2 separate regions of the Mus musculus genome follow, and region 1 is linked to region 2. The links are chromatin loops, found by intact Hi-C in ENCODE. Cell type or tissue: gastrocnemius. All regions are shown on one strand.

Region 1 (8,000 bases), 190 kb after region 2:
CCTAGGCCAGTCAAGCTGGAGGGTGACCAGAGACGACAGGCTGGTCCATACTCACTTGTACACCGCAGGGGACATGCCAAAGGCAGGGACAGTCAATTACTGAGACATGGAGGAGGTCATCCACAAACATCCAGAAAGGGGTCAGAATGCAACAGCAAGAGACTGAGTCTCAGAGCTGTTCTGGCCTGCACCCAGGGAATACCAAAGATACCAATGGCTCCCAGGCGCCCAGACTGCCCCTCCAGGAAGAGAGGATGTCTAGGAAGACTGTGACCTTCAGAGAAACTGCCACCACCAGTCTACTGGTGTTCTTTAGGAGCCATGGGCACCATAGAGTGACACAGAGAAGAGTCAACAGCATAAGGACCCTGCCCTTGTCACTGGACGTCCACGTCCTTCTCGCACCGTCCACCGGGTAAGGAGTAACATCTTACCTTAATCTGGGGTGCCAGTGAATAGCAGGTGAGCTCAAAGCGGACCTGGTCATTCCCCTGGAATGGAAGATAAGGGTATATTAGAGTTACAGGATGGATGGATCACAAAAGAATAGAGGACAAATGGCAGCGGCTTTCCTCTCTCTCTGACATTTGTTATTTATCTTCTTTTAAGGACAGAGACCAAAGAAGCAGATACTGCTCCCTGGGAGGGGCAAGGGCTGGCACCCAGGGCATCCCAGATCAGAGCTTCCCCGAGGGGCACTCAGCACACCTCGGTGCTCAGGAAGCATGTATGTGGTGGAAGGAAGGCCGGCACACTAGATGGCACCGAGGCTGCCGGCAAAGCACAGGCACGTAAAAAGGCATGTCTGTGAGGGTGTGCACTATCGGGGGCACCGTGTGTACATGTATGCACAGTCCAGGCGGTGCATGTAGGAGTGTGCTCCTCTGGGGTTGGTGACCTGAATTCAGGAGACTCCAAGTAGGAAAACATGGGCCCCTCAGCTGCCCCAGCCACGTGCTTTGATCTTCTACACCCACAGAGTGGTGATTCCAGTTGTTCCCTGGGCCCCCGTTTCCCCAATTTTATAGTGCCTGTCTGGGGGCAGGGGCAGAACTAAGTCACCTAGAAGGGCCTTCTGCTTTCGGCCTCTCTCTACACAAACAGGAGACTGAGGCTCAGAAAGCCACAGTGTTACAAGGCAAACAGATGGGTGTCCCCTTGGGGCAGGGCTAGACCCCCAACCATGGGCCTCAGCACCCTTAGACACATCTCTTAGTCTGTATATGGCCATCCTGAGCACTCCCATAAGACAAGAGGAGAAGGGGCAGGGTGGGCACAGGCTGCCAGGGATGCCGTCTCCTCCGGGTTGCCCGTTCTGCCACTCACAGAGAGGGAGGCTCAGGCACTGTGAAATAATAGAGGCCCCTTTCGCCTACTGTGAAAACTGCATGGACGCAGCCAGGCAGCGGTGGGAATAACATGTTATTTTCCAGAGTCTTGTCAGGTGGTGTGGAAAGCCTGGTACCAGCCCCTCCCCAACGGAGCCAGGAGCTGTGGAGAGCTGCTGTCTGTAAGCCTCTCGGACACAGGGCACCACAGCCAACCCCTCTAGTCAGTCCCCACACTGGCTACCTCCTATTACTATCATAAGGGCAGTCACAGGGGCCAGGGGACTAGAGATGAGGAGCCCAGGGTCACACAGGCATCACATCCATCCTGAGCAGGCAGTGAGCTCATCTCCATGGGTAGGGCTGCCCACAGGGTGGGGCTGCGCTGTTCCCATCAAGGTGGGACACTGAGGCAGAGGTGTGGAGAGCAGCGTTTTCTCTGGGATCCACACACCAGAACATTCTAGCGCAAAGCTGACTCTTAGATTTTTGCTGTACATGGCCAAGTGCTACCTGGCCTGCCCACTCTTTCCCCACGGCTTCAAGTTTCGCCAACACAAAAGGCAGCCTGTGCCTCCCGAGCCAGGCCCGACTGGACTGGTGTCTGCTGACCCAGACACAGCAGGGGGATGGACACCCATCTGTTTAGAGAGAACCTGGAAAAGCTGGACAAACAGGCTTTCTTGATTCAAAGTCTGTCCCAGGCAAGAGCCTAGGGCCTCCGAGTTCCCTTTATCAACCCTGCAAGGGACTCCCGAGCCAGGGCAGCTCCTAGTAACATGCCTAGGTAGGGGATGGGGAGACGGACACTGTCAAGTCACACACATGTCCACACACACATGTGTACATTGCGTGTACCATGGTGAGCACCCATGGGAATGGGAGGGTAGGGAAGGGGGGGCACCTTCCATCTGCCCTGGGATAGCCCTGCAGATGGTGCCATTTACAAAAATACCCCTGCACCCCCGGTGTCTTCGGCTCACATTTCCAGTCTTTTCTTTCAAATCTAGAGGGTGGGGAACTCGTGCTCTGTGCATCTCACAGTGGAGCGACCAAGGATATGAAAGATGGCTTTGTAAATGATGCTCCCTGGTTTGGGCCGCTGGGAGGAGAGAGTGCCACCTTGTCCCTGGGCTGTTGCACAGGCTGTGCCTGCAGCCTGGGCTACACTGCCTTACAGTGTCATTGGCTAACTCTTGCCCTTCTTCCAGAATGTTTGACACATCCTGCCAGCGCCCCTGCTGGCTCAGTGTCTCTCAGTCCCACAGCGCCACCATCTGGCTGCACCATGGCCTGGCATACAAGAGTCATGGTGGACATGTAAAATCTCAGTGTTGGGGCTGGAGAGATGGATCAGCTATTAAGAGCACTTGCTGCTCTTGCAGAGGACACGAGTTCTTCTGCACCTACATGGTGGCTCACAACTATCCGTAACCCAGTTCCAAGGGATCCAATGCTTTCTTCTGACCTCTGTGGGTTAATTCACACATGTAGCACACACATCACCTAGGCACACACACAAACACACAAGATAGATAGATAGATAGATAGATAGATAGATAGATAGATAGATAATATTGTAAAGACTCCAAATAAGGAGAAGCTAAGGCAGAATGATGGCAAGTTCAAGACCAGCCTGGGGCACACAGTGAGACCACTGAAAACAAGGAGCCTGGCTAAGCCTTTAAATTCCAGCCTTCAGAAGACAGGCAGGGGCATCTGAGCTTTAGGCCAGGCTGGTCTACATAGCAAGTTCCGGGCTATAAGAACCACCCCAGGCCTTGGCTCCCAGACCATCCAGGTCAAGATAACTACAGGCATATCACCAACCTTCCGCAAAGGCCAGAGACTCAATCTTGAGGTTACCCAAGGCCCTCTCTGCTCTGACGTCCCAGTAGCCTGCGTACACCTTGGCTGTGGAGTCCCCCCTTCCTCAGCGGGACTTTGCCAATCTCTTGCTGGGACCTGCCTTCAGCATTTCCTCATCCCCCAGCCTGGCTCTGCCTCTCCGTCACCATCTCCACCATTCTCTTGGGACAACTGCTTCTCACATGTGCAGTCACCAGTGTGTGCTCCAGGCAGTCAGACACTGCATCTAAGTGCTGATCCCCAGCCTGGGCCCAGGACCTCTCCAGGTCTCCTCTCATTCCCCATTACTTAGATAGACACTGTCTCCTGGGACCGTGGGCTCAGGAAAGAGGTGGAGTGTGTGTCACTTGGAGCCATGTACATGTGGAGACAGGCATAGGAGTATCCCTAAGGACACACAGACCAGGGACAGCAGAGCCAAAGTGGTGCTGGCTCCTGGCGGTCTCCCTGGTCTTCTTGCTGCTCAGGGGCCCTGAGATATTTCAAGTTGGACGGTCTACCCTATAAAAAGTGGGGTCCTGCCAGACTCAATCAAAGCAGCTGTGGGACCCGTGTGGAAAGATCTAGAGCCCTGTGAGTGAAGCCCTGTAAAACTGCTGCAGTCATCAACATCATCATCTGGTGCCCATGCTTCCTCAAACATAAGCCTCTGGTGCCCTCTAGTGGCCATATATGCATATAGCACAGCGAGTAGCCACTGTACAGCAGCTAGCTGGCTTGTCTGTGGCTGGCTGGGCTCTGCCTCACTCAAGACAGAATCAAAAAGAAGTACAGCTCTTTGTTGTACCCAGCTGATTGCCATGGGATGGACCTTCAGAGTCCTGACTCCGGCTTCGGCCAGCATGCCTCCCAAGGTGGGGAGTTCACCGCTGCCAGTTCGGCTCATTTGGAAAGATGCAGTGCCTCAGAGGTTTATTCTGCCGACGCTTGTTCTTAATGACCTGTGTCCTCACCCATCTCCCAAATGGTCCAGGAGCTGGGTGTCAGTTTCACTTTCGATGGCGACACTGGGGCATGCTAGCAGAGCTGAGTGCACAACTCTGAGCCCCAGGTCTGACCTTCTTCCACCTTTGCCACCATGGCTGTCTTCGGGAAGGTGGTACACACTGGAGCCTCATTTGGTCTCCTAGCATGCAACTAAGCAGACTGGGTACCAGAGGAAACTCCTCCAGGGTGGGAAGATGGCTGACCAGTCTCCCCCATTTTACAGCTACTACTCAGGAGAGCTGCTGGCCAATATGCTTTGGGGGAGAACTGCCCAAGCTGGGCTCAGACTCTGCTGTCTCTCCCATAGCTACTCTGTGTCCTCATGGGCCATTTGTTGCCACAGCCTCTTGCCTGAGAGACACTGATCCCTGGTTCTGCACTAAGTCTACCTGTGTTCATCCCCAGAGTACAGACATCATGAAGACAGGGTAGTCTTTCTCCTGTCCCCTGCTCCAAAGCTCCTGGCCCCCGTCCTTCTGTAGTCTTATCAGGTGCCATTCTATTGGGCTTCCCAAGGGCATGCGATAGACTTAAGGGACTCAATTATGTCTGTGACCAGGAGGCACCCTACCCTTGACGCTCCTGCCACAAGCCAGCTGAACAGAATCTAAGACGATGAAGGTGCCCAAGCTTCCACAAACACCCAGTGCCATCCTGGTCATTGGCTATTTCTGGGACCACCCTCAGGTGAGCTCTTTGACGTCAGCCTTAGCTGCATGTCTCCTGTACCTGCATCATCACCAGCCCCATACAGCAAGGTGGTAAGCCTTGTGGGTTACGGGCGGCAGGATGGTTAGGCATGTCCTGTCTCAGACTGCTATCATGGCACCCACTAAATTTGATGGCCCACTCTTTGGAGTTATCAATGCAATTAGGAGCCCTGCCTATCCCCATGGGGTCCTCTTCAGCCTGTGTTGCACATGTGCTAAGGTGATCCTCAAAGCTAGGTGCCACGGCCAGGTGTGGTGGTATAACCCTTTAGTCCGAGAACTGGGGAGTCAGAGTCAGACAAATCTCTGAGTTTCGGGCTAGCCTGGTCTATAGAGAGATTTCCAGGACAGCCATGGCTATAGAGAGAGACACTGTCTTAAAAAAAAAAAAGAGTCAAGTCCCCAGATCTCTGAATGTGACTTTGTTTGGTCTTCACAGAAGGAGTGGATTTCAGAGAGGGCATTAAGGTGTCTGTTATCTGGGAAGGCAGCTTTCAAGGAAAGGAGATAGGAACAGACATCACAAAGACACCGGAGCACCACTGAGGCCTCTACAAGCAAAGGAACAAGTCCCTGGGGCTGCTGGGAGGGCAGTTTCAAACACAGCCCTCTGGGCCTTTGGAAGGAGCAGGCTATACGGTGTCCTTAGAATCCTGGCTCTCCAACTCTTTTTAGCTCTTTGTATTTTATCCCATGGTGACATATGCTGTGACTTTATCTGGGGCATGTGTAACCTGGTCTACCAAGCAGGTGACAAGGCTTCCACTGGGAGCCCAGCACAGACGATTCAGCATGCAGATGGAAGGGACCACCATTGTTCAGGCAGCCCAGCCTTCATCCTGGCCCACTCTGGGATCCTCAGCAGCCTGCTCTCCCTCCCCTCCTATAGTCACCAGATCTGCCCAGCCATCCATAGCCTTACCTTTCCCGTGGCGCCGTGAGACACATACTTGGCCCCTTCACGCTGGGCAATCTCCACCTGTCTGCGAGCTATGCAAGGCCTGGCGAGAGAGGTGCCCAGGAGATAGCGGTCCTCGTAGAGTGCACTGGACTGGACAGCAGGCCAGATGAACTCTTCCACAAATTCCTTGCTCACATCCTCAATGAACACCTAAAGGGAGAGCAGCTATGAGAAAGAGCCTAGCAAGGAGTGGGGTCCAAAGGGAATACAAGGAGCCCTTAGCCATACCAATAGCCATATAAGCTCAGAACAGGCTATGCCTGCCTTTCCTTCTGCGCTGTAGTATATATCACTAATTCATTCTAGCCAACCGTACTGTTACTCTCCCTTCTGCACTCATGGCAGACATTACTAGTCAATCCCAATAGCCCATCTAGCATCCTTCCCAATAGCCCATCTAGCATCCTTCCCAATAGGACAGAACTCTGGTGTCCCCTAAGATCTCAAACAGAAGCTATCAACTAGAGGTGAAATTCCCTTGAAGGGACTTGGCGGTAACTGCAGATATCATTGTCACAATGGCTAGATTCAGTGAGGAAAGAGCTTGGAGCAGCAAGAACGTAAAGCCAGGGACTCTGCTGAGCATTCTAAATATCCAGACCAAGCTGCTGTGTGTGAATTCTGAGACCCCAGTCAGTCCTGAGGAAGGAAGACCCTTCTAGAGAGACCAGTGAGAGCCAATTGTATTGGGGCTGGAGAGGTGGCTCAGCTGCTAAGAGCGCCAGCTGGTTGTGTAGAGGACCCGGCTCTGATTCCCAGCACCCACGTGGTGGCTCACAACCATCTATAACTGCAGTTCTAGGGGTTTCAACACCACCTTCTGATGTCTTCAGGCACCAGGTACGCACACAGTATACAGACATAATGCACCCATACATATAATAAAATTTGAAGTATATAACACACTGCATCACGCACTGGGGTGCTACTCGCTATTTTAGTTAAGGATGCTTTCATATAGGCAACAGGAAAGTTACGGTGGAGGGGGTGGGCTGGAGAGATGGCTCAGTGGTTAAGAGCACTGTCTGCTGAGGTCCTGAGTTTAATTCCCAGCAACCACATGGTGGCTCACAACCATCTGTAAGGGGGATCCGATACCCTTTTCTGAGTATGCTGGAAGACAGATTACTCGTTTACATAAAAATAAAGAAATAAATATATATTTTAAAAGTAATAATGGGTAAAACCAAATGTTCCAAGCAAGCAGACTCAATACAGACATACGGAGTGCTGGCGAGACCAAAGGAACGAAGGAGTAAGAGGCAGCACACAGAGTCCCTGTGCAGACAGTGGCTCAAGCTCACCCCTGTCCGTGCCCTCAACAGTGTTTTCCCTCAGCCTAGATAGGGATGAGGCAGCCCTCCCCTGAGCCCCTCATGCACAGAGGGAAATTCTCCTTCCAGGTTCTGGCCAGCGCGTGACTTGGGCCTGTGACTCTCGCTCCCCAATGCCCCTTCTGACATGTTTGTGGAGCCTTGCAGTGTCAAGCAACTGCCGGTGACCTGCAGAGGGATCAGTTCTGACCAGGCGGGTGGGCTAGCCTTTTGTACCTCTGGAGTATCTCCTATTCTCTCCCCAAGTGAAAGGGTTCAAGTGTGAAGCTCACTGCAGTAGGAGCAGTCCACAGATGGCACTGAGGGGTCGTGTGAGTGGGACCATCTGTGACTCACCTTCCCTATTGCTTACACCCATCAGGGAGTCCTGATGTCTGTTAAAAGGATGGAAGGACAGACAGTTGAAAGAGGGATGCACAGGTAAGTGGATGATGGGTAGATGTGGGAGAGAATGGAAAAGAGAACAGAAAGACAAAAGAGGGGCAGACAGACCAAAAGATGAATGGGGGTTGAACGGACGGATGATAGACAGAGGCGTGGATGGACCGATGGGTGGATAGATGGGTCGGTAGGTTAGTAGGTAAGTAGATGGATGACTGGGTAGATGGGTAGGTAGGTTAGTAGGTAAGTAGAATGGTGGGCAGGTGAGCAGACAGGCAGACGAATAGATGTCGGGTGGTGCACATCTATCTGAAAGCAGCATATTTGACCCTGCCCTCCTGGAGGGGATGCAGGGCACATGAGCTCTGATGCCCCTCCCGTCACAGACCTTCCTCCATCGTCTTACCTTTTTGGCCCCAAGCTTCAGCGC
Region 2 (8,000 bases):
AGCGGGCTGGCCACACAGTGTCTGAGGCTGAACAAACAGAAGGGAGGCAATAACCATCTTTTTTAGCACATGGGTATAATTACTGTTTAGACCTGGGAACTTCAGACTCTCATTAGCTATCCTTAAAGCATCTGCTCACTGCAAGCTGTTACATGTCCACACTGCCTGCCTGGCTCAGACACTTTGCTGGTCCCTCACCCTGATTCCAAGGGTGAAATGCCCTTTGTTAAGGCCCAGGCATTGGACTGTGTCTCTTTTCTGGTCAGAGCTCCCTCAATTACAGTGAGCTCACTGAGTTCTAATGGTGAGAGGCTGGGCAAGGTGGGGAATTATCCACAATCCCAGCGCCTGGGTGGTAGAGTCACAAAGCCACCTGATATCAATAGCCACACAAATGGCTCTTGAGCACTTGTAAAGATAACAAACACAAGGTGAACACTGCCAGCAGCTGCTTCCCCTTCTCCACAGCAAACTGTTCTCTCCCTTTCAGCCCCAGCTCAGTAAGTGTTCACCCCACCCCACACTTAGGCCAAAACCTTGATTCCTGTCACGCTCTAGGATGAGCCCAACACAAATCCTGCTGAGGGCACCTTAAAATGCAGGAGGGAAACAAAGACATCCAGACTGGAAACTAGGGAACTCTATTCATTCTGTTAACTACCCTTAAATACATCAGTTACTGCAACACCCTTACAAGGACGGAAAATAAAGTATACAGAGGAGCTAGCCACTGCTGAGGGCTGCGCCCGTTATCACTTGGTCATTTTGCAGCATACAGTTCCCTAGTCCAGCTAAACATGCCCTGCCCCCCTTCACTGTCTCCATGACAACTACAGCAAATGATTAAGATATATGTCAGATCACAGCTTTCATCTTGATCCTTTCCAAGGGCTTCCCAATCGACACACTATGACTCCCAAATCGTCATCATTGCCAGGCAGGGTGACCAGAGCGCAGCCCCGGCTCACCCGACTACTCAGTCCCAAGCTCATTCATTGGCTTCCCTTCTGGGCTGCTTCTAGGTACTCAGCCCTGTGTTTAAGTACTTTACATGTAACACGTCACTGAATTCTAACAGCAATCCTGAAGTGGTTGTCTTCTTTATGATGCAGAAAAGGAAAGTAACTCCAGGCTTGGGAGGATCAAGTGACGTGAGAGAACCTGTGACGTGAGGGAACTGTGAGGCTCACCCTCCACGCAATGCCCTAGCTTACTTTCTGCTGTGATAAATACTACAACCAAAAGCAGCCTGAGAGGGAAGGCTTTCTTTGGCCTATAGATCACACTCCATCATCAAGGAGCGCCGCCCAGCAACCTGGAGGCCAGGACTGAAGCAGAGTCTATGGAGGAAGCCTGCTTGCTGGCTTGCTTCCCAGGCTGGCTCTCACACTGTCTGTCTGTCAGTCTGTCTGTCTGTCTCTCTCTCTCTCTCTCTCTCTCTCTCTCTCTCTCTCTCTCTCACACACACACACACACACACACACACACACACACACACACACACACAGCTGTCCTGGAACTCACAGAGCCTGCCTCTGCTCCCAGGGCTAGGATTAAAAGCATGGCCACAATGCCCTTTCTTACCCAGCCCAGGCCCAGCTGCCCAGGCAGGGATGGCACCGCCCACAGTGGGCTGAGTCCTCCTACATCAAGTACCAATTAAGAAAATGCTTCCACAGATATGCCCACAGGCAATCCAATGGAGGCAACTCTTCAGTTTAGGTTCCTGCTCACGAGGTAACTCCAGCTTTGTGTCAAGTTGGCTGCTGGTGCTGACTGTGATAAACAGGAACATTCAACATAGCAGGCTTGTGACAGGCACGACTAATCTCTCTGACATGGGAAGACGGAAAAGGCCTGTGTAGAACTCAGATGCTCTGAGAAAGAGATACACACCTTCTGTCCTCACCTGGTTTTCAAGGCTTTGACACAGATCAGTTTGTTCACTCTCTCCACAGAGCCGGCCACAGACGCAATGAGCTTCTCTTCCCCCATGTATGTCCCATGGCCCCTGCGCAAGGACAAGGCCACAAAGAAAGGATACCAGGATACATTGGAGGTGATCTAGAACATAGTTCTTGAACCTAACGGGCTCCCCCAGCCCTGAGCCTCACACTCTCCGCAGACAGTCACATGGACGTCTCCATCTTAAAGTAATGTGCTCAAATGTCACTGCCTAACATCCTACCTCCACATCCCAGGCAGCACAGGGATCCCCAACTGCTCCTGGTCCACCCCATTCCCAACTACACACCTGTTCTCCCCCTTCCGCTGCATTTACGATTTTCTTGTGGCATTTACTGTTTCTGTTCCTTGCTATATCTTAACCTCCACCAGGACACGGGTGTTCACTTTGGTACCCCAACCACACCGGCTATGTTGAACACATGCTGCAACTATGAAGGAATGAATCCTAAGATATCTGCCATCTAATACCTTAAACTTAAAGCTTAGAGGCAACACTATAAACACTATAATCTCATTTGTACCAAAAAAAAAGAAGAAAGAAAAAGAAAGAAAGAGGAAGAAAGAACAAACTAGGTGCAACGGACAAACGGCCACACCTTTGAGTTAAGAATTTGGGAGGCGGGCTGGTGAGATGGCTCAGCAGGTAAGAGCACCCGACTGCTCTTCCAAAGGTCCTGAGTTCAAATCCCAGCAACCACATGGTGGCTCACAACCATCCGTAATGAGATCTGACTCCCTCTTCTGGTATGTCTGAAGACAGCTACAGTGTACTTACATATAATAAATAAATAAATCTTAAAAAAAAAAAAAAAGAATTTGGGAGGCAGAAGCAGGTGGATCTCTTGAGTTCAAAATCAGAGCGGTCTACATAGTAAGTTCCAGGACAGTCAGTGCTACATAGTGAGATTGGAGGGTTGGGGGTGAGGGGGGGGGACGACGGGGGGGGGGGGACGGACAGACATCGGGAAGACTGGCTACCTAATGCAGATTTATCTTTGGTGGTAATACAATGGTGGATTTTGCTCTCCTGCCCCACTTTTCAGTTAATACTCACTAACCTACCAATTCCTGTTGTCACCACTGTCTTCCAGGTGAGGATACCGGCCTTAGCAAGGTGCTAAACTAAGGATAACAATGTCAGATGTCCGACTCCATAGACAGCCCTAACTGCCACATGTTGTGACTTTCCGTGCTAAATTTGTATTGTTGGGTACAATATGTTGCCTCAACCCCCGCTCCACCAAAATTACTGCTTCCAAGTCAGGCTTGTCGCTGAGGTAACACTGAAAGAGATGACCAACCCCACTGTCCATTCAGAGGGTTGTAAGAAGGGCCCTGCAACCAGCCCTCCCCAGTTCTCCCTCCCTAGGAAGGCTCAAGAATCTTGAGTTTCAGGATAAGGGTCCAAAAGTTCCGAACGCCATAGATCAAAAGAGGGAATCAGGAACTGACAAAGGTGCAGCCAAGATGCCGGGAGTCAGAAGCGTGAGGCTCGCAAAGGAGGGAACTAGTATGGATGCTCCGATGTGTCCCGGGTAACTCGGGGACTTAGATACAACGGGACAGGAGGCCTGGGTTCCGGGACAGCGGGCCACGTGCAGAGAGCTCTGCAGCCGCCTCCTGAGGCCTTGGGACCCCCAAATCCTCACGTACCGCATGAAGCCTGTGTCCGTGGTGATCGTGTCCCCCGGCACCACCAAGTGTTTCTTAGAGTCGCGGCCCAAGCTCTCACTGAGAGGTTTGCGAGCTTTAGGGAGCCTCATCTCCAACGCCATCTTGGCGCCAATGACTTGCGCAGGCGCAGCTCTACACCGCTCCTCAACTCCCGCCTTCCTTCAGAGAAGCGACCAATGGGAATGGATAGTGTGGCAGCCATGTTGAGTATTGGCAATATTAAGTTAACTCGTGGAAGTGAGGGCACCAAGCTGCCATGTTTACTATTGGCAAGAAAGCACCTGCGGAATGATGAATTCTCATGTCGTAAGGGAATATGACATTAGTTTGGTTTGGTGTTTGGATGTCAGTTTTGTGTTTGTTTTAGAGGAACGACCCCGTGTAGGGCTAGCCTCAAACTCTGTATAGTTGAGGATAACCTTGCTGAGGTCCAGATGTTCATGCCTCCACCTCCCAAATGCTGCGATTACGTGAGTTTGTGTAGGTTGTGGGTTTGGTGGTGGTGGTAGTGGTAGTGGTAGTGGTAGTGGTAGTGGTAGTGGTAGTGGTAGTGGTAGTGGTAGTGGTAGTGGTAGTGGTAGTGGTAGTGGTAGTGGTAGTGGTGTTTGATGCCCAAGAGGACAAAAGAGGATGTTGGAGTCCCTGTAACTGGAATTATAGAAGTTTGTGAGCCATTATGTGGGTGCTGGGAAACGAAACCAAGTCCTCTGGAAATGTGGCCAGTACTCTCAACCTCTGAACCACCTCTCCATTCCAGGTGTAGGATTTTTTAAAGACAGTGCCTCATGTCATCCAGGTTGGTCTCAAACTAGCTGTGTAACCCAGGGTATCCTTGAACTCCTCCTCCTCCACCTCCCAGGAGCTGGGATTACAGGTGTAAGCTGCCATACCAAACTGTATGAGTTTTTACCCAAACTGTTCCATTTCATCATTTTATTTATTGTTGGCAAGTCTAGAGATTGAGAAATGAACCTTGGCATCCAACTCAAAACCACTATAATCTAATATTTTGTAGACTATAGATTTAGGACCGGGATTTACAGGAAACACCATCTGAGGAGAAGCTAGAACCCTCTGAATACTGCTCCTCGTGGGCCTTGTCTTCTAGCCCCTTAGGTGCTGTCCTCACCTACTGCCCTATGGCTCTAATGTGCTTTAGTAAGGACCTCTTCTGAGTGATGACATGTGTCTGCTGAAAGATGACTGTTGTAAACAGTCATGTGACAAGCAAGTCTGTAGGGAGGCATAAATGTAACTTTTATTTTCCTGTTGTAATTGTTGACTGGGAGGTTTACTGTCTTTGTTTGCTAACCTAGGTCTAGTTCTGGAAGCTTCTAGACTCTGTACAGTCTTATCTAGGCCTAAAATGTTTTCAGCCTCTGAATTGCTGCTGAATAAGCTCCCCCTTTCTAGTTCTTTCTGAGCTCTGGCTGGCTGATTCAACTCAGTTGTTCTGTCTCAAACTCTTTTCCCAGCTCACTTATTAGATTTGTCTTTTCTCTCAGCCTCTAAATTCCTGCTTGGCCTCAAACTAACTCTAGCAATCTTATCTAACCGTCTGGCTCATTCTGTCTTTACGTGTGTCTCACTTGTTCTTTCTTAAATATGTCTCTATAAAACTCTTGAAGTAATGCCAGACAGTAGTGGCACACACCTTTAATCCCAGCACTTTGGAGGCAGAGGCAGGAGAATTTCTGAGTTCGAGGCCAGGCTGGTCTACAGAGTGAGTTCCAGGAGAGCCAGGCTACAGAGAAACCCTGTCTTGAAAAACTAAAGTGTGGGGGGGAACTCTCGAAGTAAAACTGCCTCCTTCCTCTCTGTGTGCTTCTCTCCCTCTCCCTCTCCCTCTCCCTCTCCCTCTCCCTCTCCCTCTCCCTCTCCCTCTCCCTCTCCTTCTCCCTCTCCCCTCTCCCCCTTCCCTCCCCCTTCCCTCCCCCTCCCTCTCCCTCCCCTCCCCTCCCCTCCCCTTCTTTCCCCCTCCCCTCCCTCTTTTTCAAGACAGGGTTTCTCTGTGTAGCTCTGGCTGTCCTGGAACTCACTCCTATGTAGACCAGGCTGGCCTCAAACTCAGAAATCCCCCTGCCTCTGCCTCCCAAGTGCTGGGATTAAAGGCATAAGGCACTTAAAGGCATAAGCACTGCCCGGAGTGCTCTTAAATAGCCTTTCCTCATGAGAGTGGGGCATATCCTACTCTGTCAAATCTTTCTCTGATTTGTCACTTTTTCTGCCACTCAATTAGACATCACTTTTTTTTTTCAAAATTTATTTATTACATATTTATTTAGTACACTGTAGCTGTCTTCAGACACACCAGAAGAGGGCGTCAGATCTCATTACAGATGGTTGTGAGCCACCATGTGGTTGCTGGAATTTGAACTCTGGACCTTCGGAAGAGCGGTCGGGTGCTCTTACCCACTGAGCCATCTCACCAGCCCTAGACATCACTTTTAAACATGGGTGCTTCCTTCTTACAAACTAATTTGACCTTCATTGTTTGGGACTAAAGGTGTGTACTAAGGGCACATCTGTATTCCAGCCAGAGGGAGTAAAGATGTGTGCTAAGGGCTGACCCACACCACAACTAGAAACAGGTTCAAATTCCTGTGACAAGGCCACATGCACACAGGGTACAAGGACTTTGCTTATACTCGATTACACCTGAGTGGATGCTGTTCAGTAGTGGATGGAAGATATGACAGGCGTCTCCTGTGGCTTCATCTGGGCCTATTTAACAAAGGCATTTATTTCCCCCTTATCCCATCATTCACTCATCCCCATTTCCCCTGGCCCTGCAAGGTTTGAAGCCCACTGAATTTGTTTGTCTTCAGACAAAAATCTCTCTGTGTAGCCCTAGCTAGCCTAAACTTGCTTTGTACACCTTGAACTCAGAGATCTGTCTACATTTACCTCTCAAATGCTGGGACCTCCCAGAAGTGTGTACTGTCATTCCTTGCTGAGGCACATTGAATTTCAACCTCACAGAATCAACAGCACAATTCTCTACTCAAATGAGGGACTCTAAAGGAAACTAAACTGTCAGACAGGCCCCACATATTGTGAGCAGAAAGTAAGGCAAATTGGGTCCTCTCCCTCCTGAAGATGCATCTGGCCAATTGCTTATAATCTCCAAATGGTCAGCATTCTTTACTCTAACCAACCCTCACAACTACACTTATAAAGAAAGCCAACCTTGCCAGGAAATCAATGACATGAAGTCACTGAGCAGCCAGGGACAGTCACTGTCAACCCTCAGGCCTGGAGGAAGCCAGCCAGAGTCCAACTGTTGAGTCAGCTGTGGCCATAAGAGGGCGGTGGTGTCCTTTAAGACGTCCTGCCCAAGCTGTAGGCCTCAGGGAGGGTCTCTAGACCAAAACACTGGTCCAGGTTAATCCTTCAGGGAAAGACATTGACTTTCCCCTGCTCATCCTCGAAGCAGTCACAGCGCAGAGCCTGTGGCAGTGAGATGACACTGTGGATACCTAGTTATAGAGAAGGAAACTGGAACCCAGAAAAGACTAGAATTCACATAGCAGCAGCAGCCAGCCTCATTTCATCTAACACCAATTTTTCCTCAGAATCCTCACCATTAACCAAACATCTTCCAGGTGCTCTCTGGCCCTATCCTGAGTGCTTACTGCTCCCCTGTGCTGAGTGCTCACTGCTCCTGTGCTGAGTAGTGCTTACTGCTCTTGTGCTGAGTGCTCACTGCTCCTGTGCTGAGTGGTGCTTACTGCTCTTTTTTTTTTTTTTTAAGATTTACTTATTATTATTCATTAGTACACTGTAGCTGTCTTCAGACACACCAGAAGAGGGCATCAGATCTCATTACGGATGGTTGTGAGCCACCATGTGGTTTCTGGGATTTGAACTCAGGACCTTCGGAAGAGCAGTCAGTGCTCTTAACCGATTGAGCCATCTCGCCAGCCCCTACTGCTCTTGTGCTGAGTGCTCACTGCTCCTGTGCTGAGTGGTGCTTACTGGTCTTGTGCTGAGTGCTCACTGCTCCTGTGCTGAGTGCTCTCTGGTTCTGTGCTGAGTTTTCCACAAGCACGTTACTTACTTGTAACAGCCCATCTAGGAAGAGGTCAGACTGTTTCCAATTACTGCCTGAGGCCACTTGGTCCCCCAAACAAACCTAGAACTGTGACTAGAACTCAGATTTTTACCCAGCTGCTCTCTCTGCTCCACACTTATTCTTTCAGCAGCAAGCAGTGGAAGAGGCACCTAGAAACAGCTGCACATCTGGGATTGGGGCTTATTAAGCATATGGACTTAAGCTGAAGCTTTGCTTCTTCTTCTTCTTCTTCTTCTTCTTCTTCTTCTTCTTCTTCTTCTTCTTCTTCTTCTTCTTCTTCTTT

Evidence for each region. Hi-C counts contacts between places; a loop is a spot of excess contacts. Peaks named below come from ENCODE experiments on the same cell type or tissue, not always from the same donor. Only the 100,000 strongest peaks of a DNase experiment are listed, where the experiment ranks them.
Region 1: a loop joins it to region 2, with 4 times the contacts of the local background. A loop is called at or near these places in 10 of 42 quality-filtered maps.

The regions. Positions count from the first base shown.
Region 1 is chr2:31,478,980-31,486,979 of GRCm38, reverse strand. Ass1 (argininosuccinate synthetase 1) reads right to left here. Exons shown (of 16, transcript NM_007494.3): 4 at 7,977-8,000; 5 at 5,817-6,005; 6 at 435-491. Among named protein-coding and RNA genes, the nearest start is that of Ass1, 13 kb to the right of the region's middle. In gastrocnemius, CTCF peaks have their summits at 2,602 (motif pointing left) and 3,871 (motif pointing left); DNase peaks (open chromatin) are centred at 2,588 and 3,862.
Region 2 is chr2:31,666,483-31,674,482 of GRCm38, reverse strand. Exosc2 (exosome component 2) reads right to left here and starts at 3,768. Exons shown (of 9, transcript NM_144886.3): 1 at 3,622-3,768; 2 at 1,910-2,011. The coding sequence starts at 3,743. In gastrocnemius, a CTCF peak has its summit at 6,938 (motif pointing right); DNase peaks (open chromatin) are centred at 3,780 and 6,938; H3K4me3 peaks cover 1,186 bases; H3K27ac peaks cover 753 bases.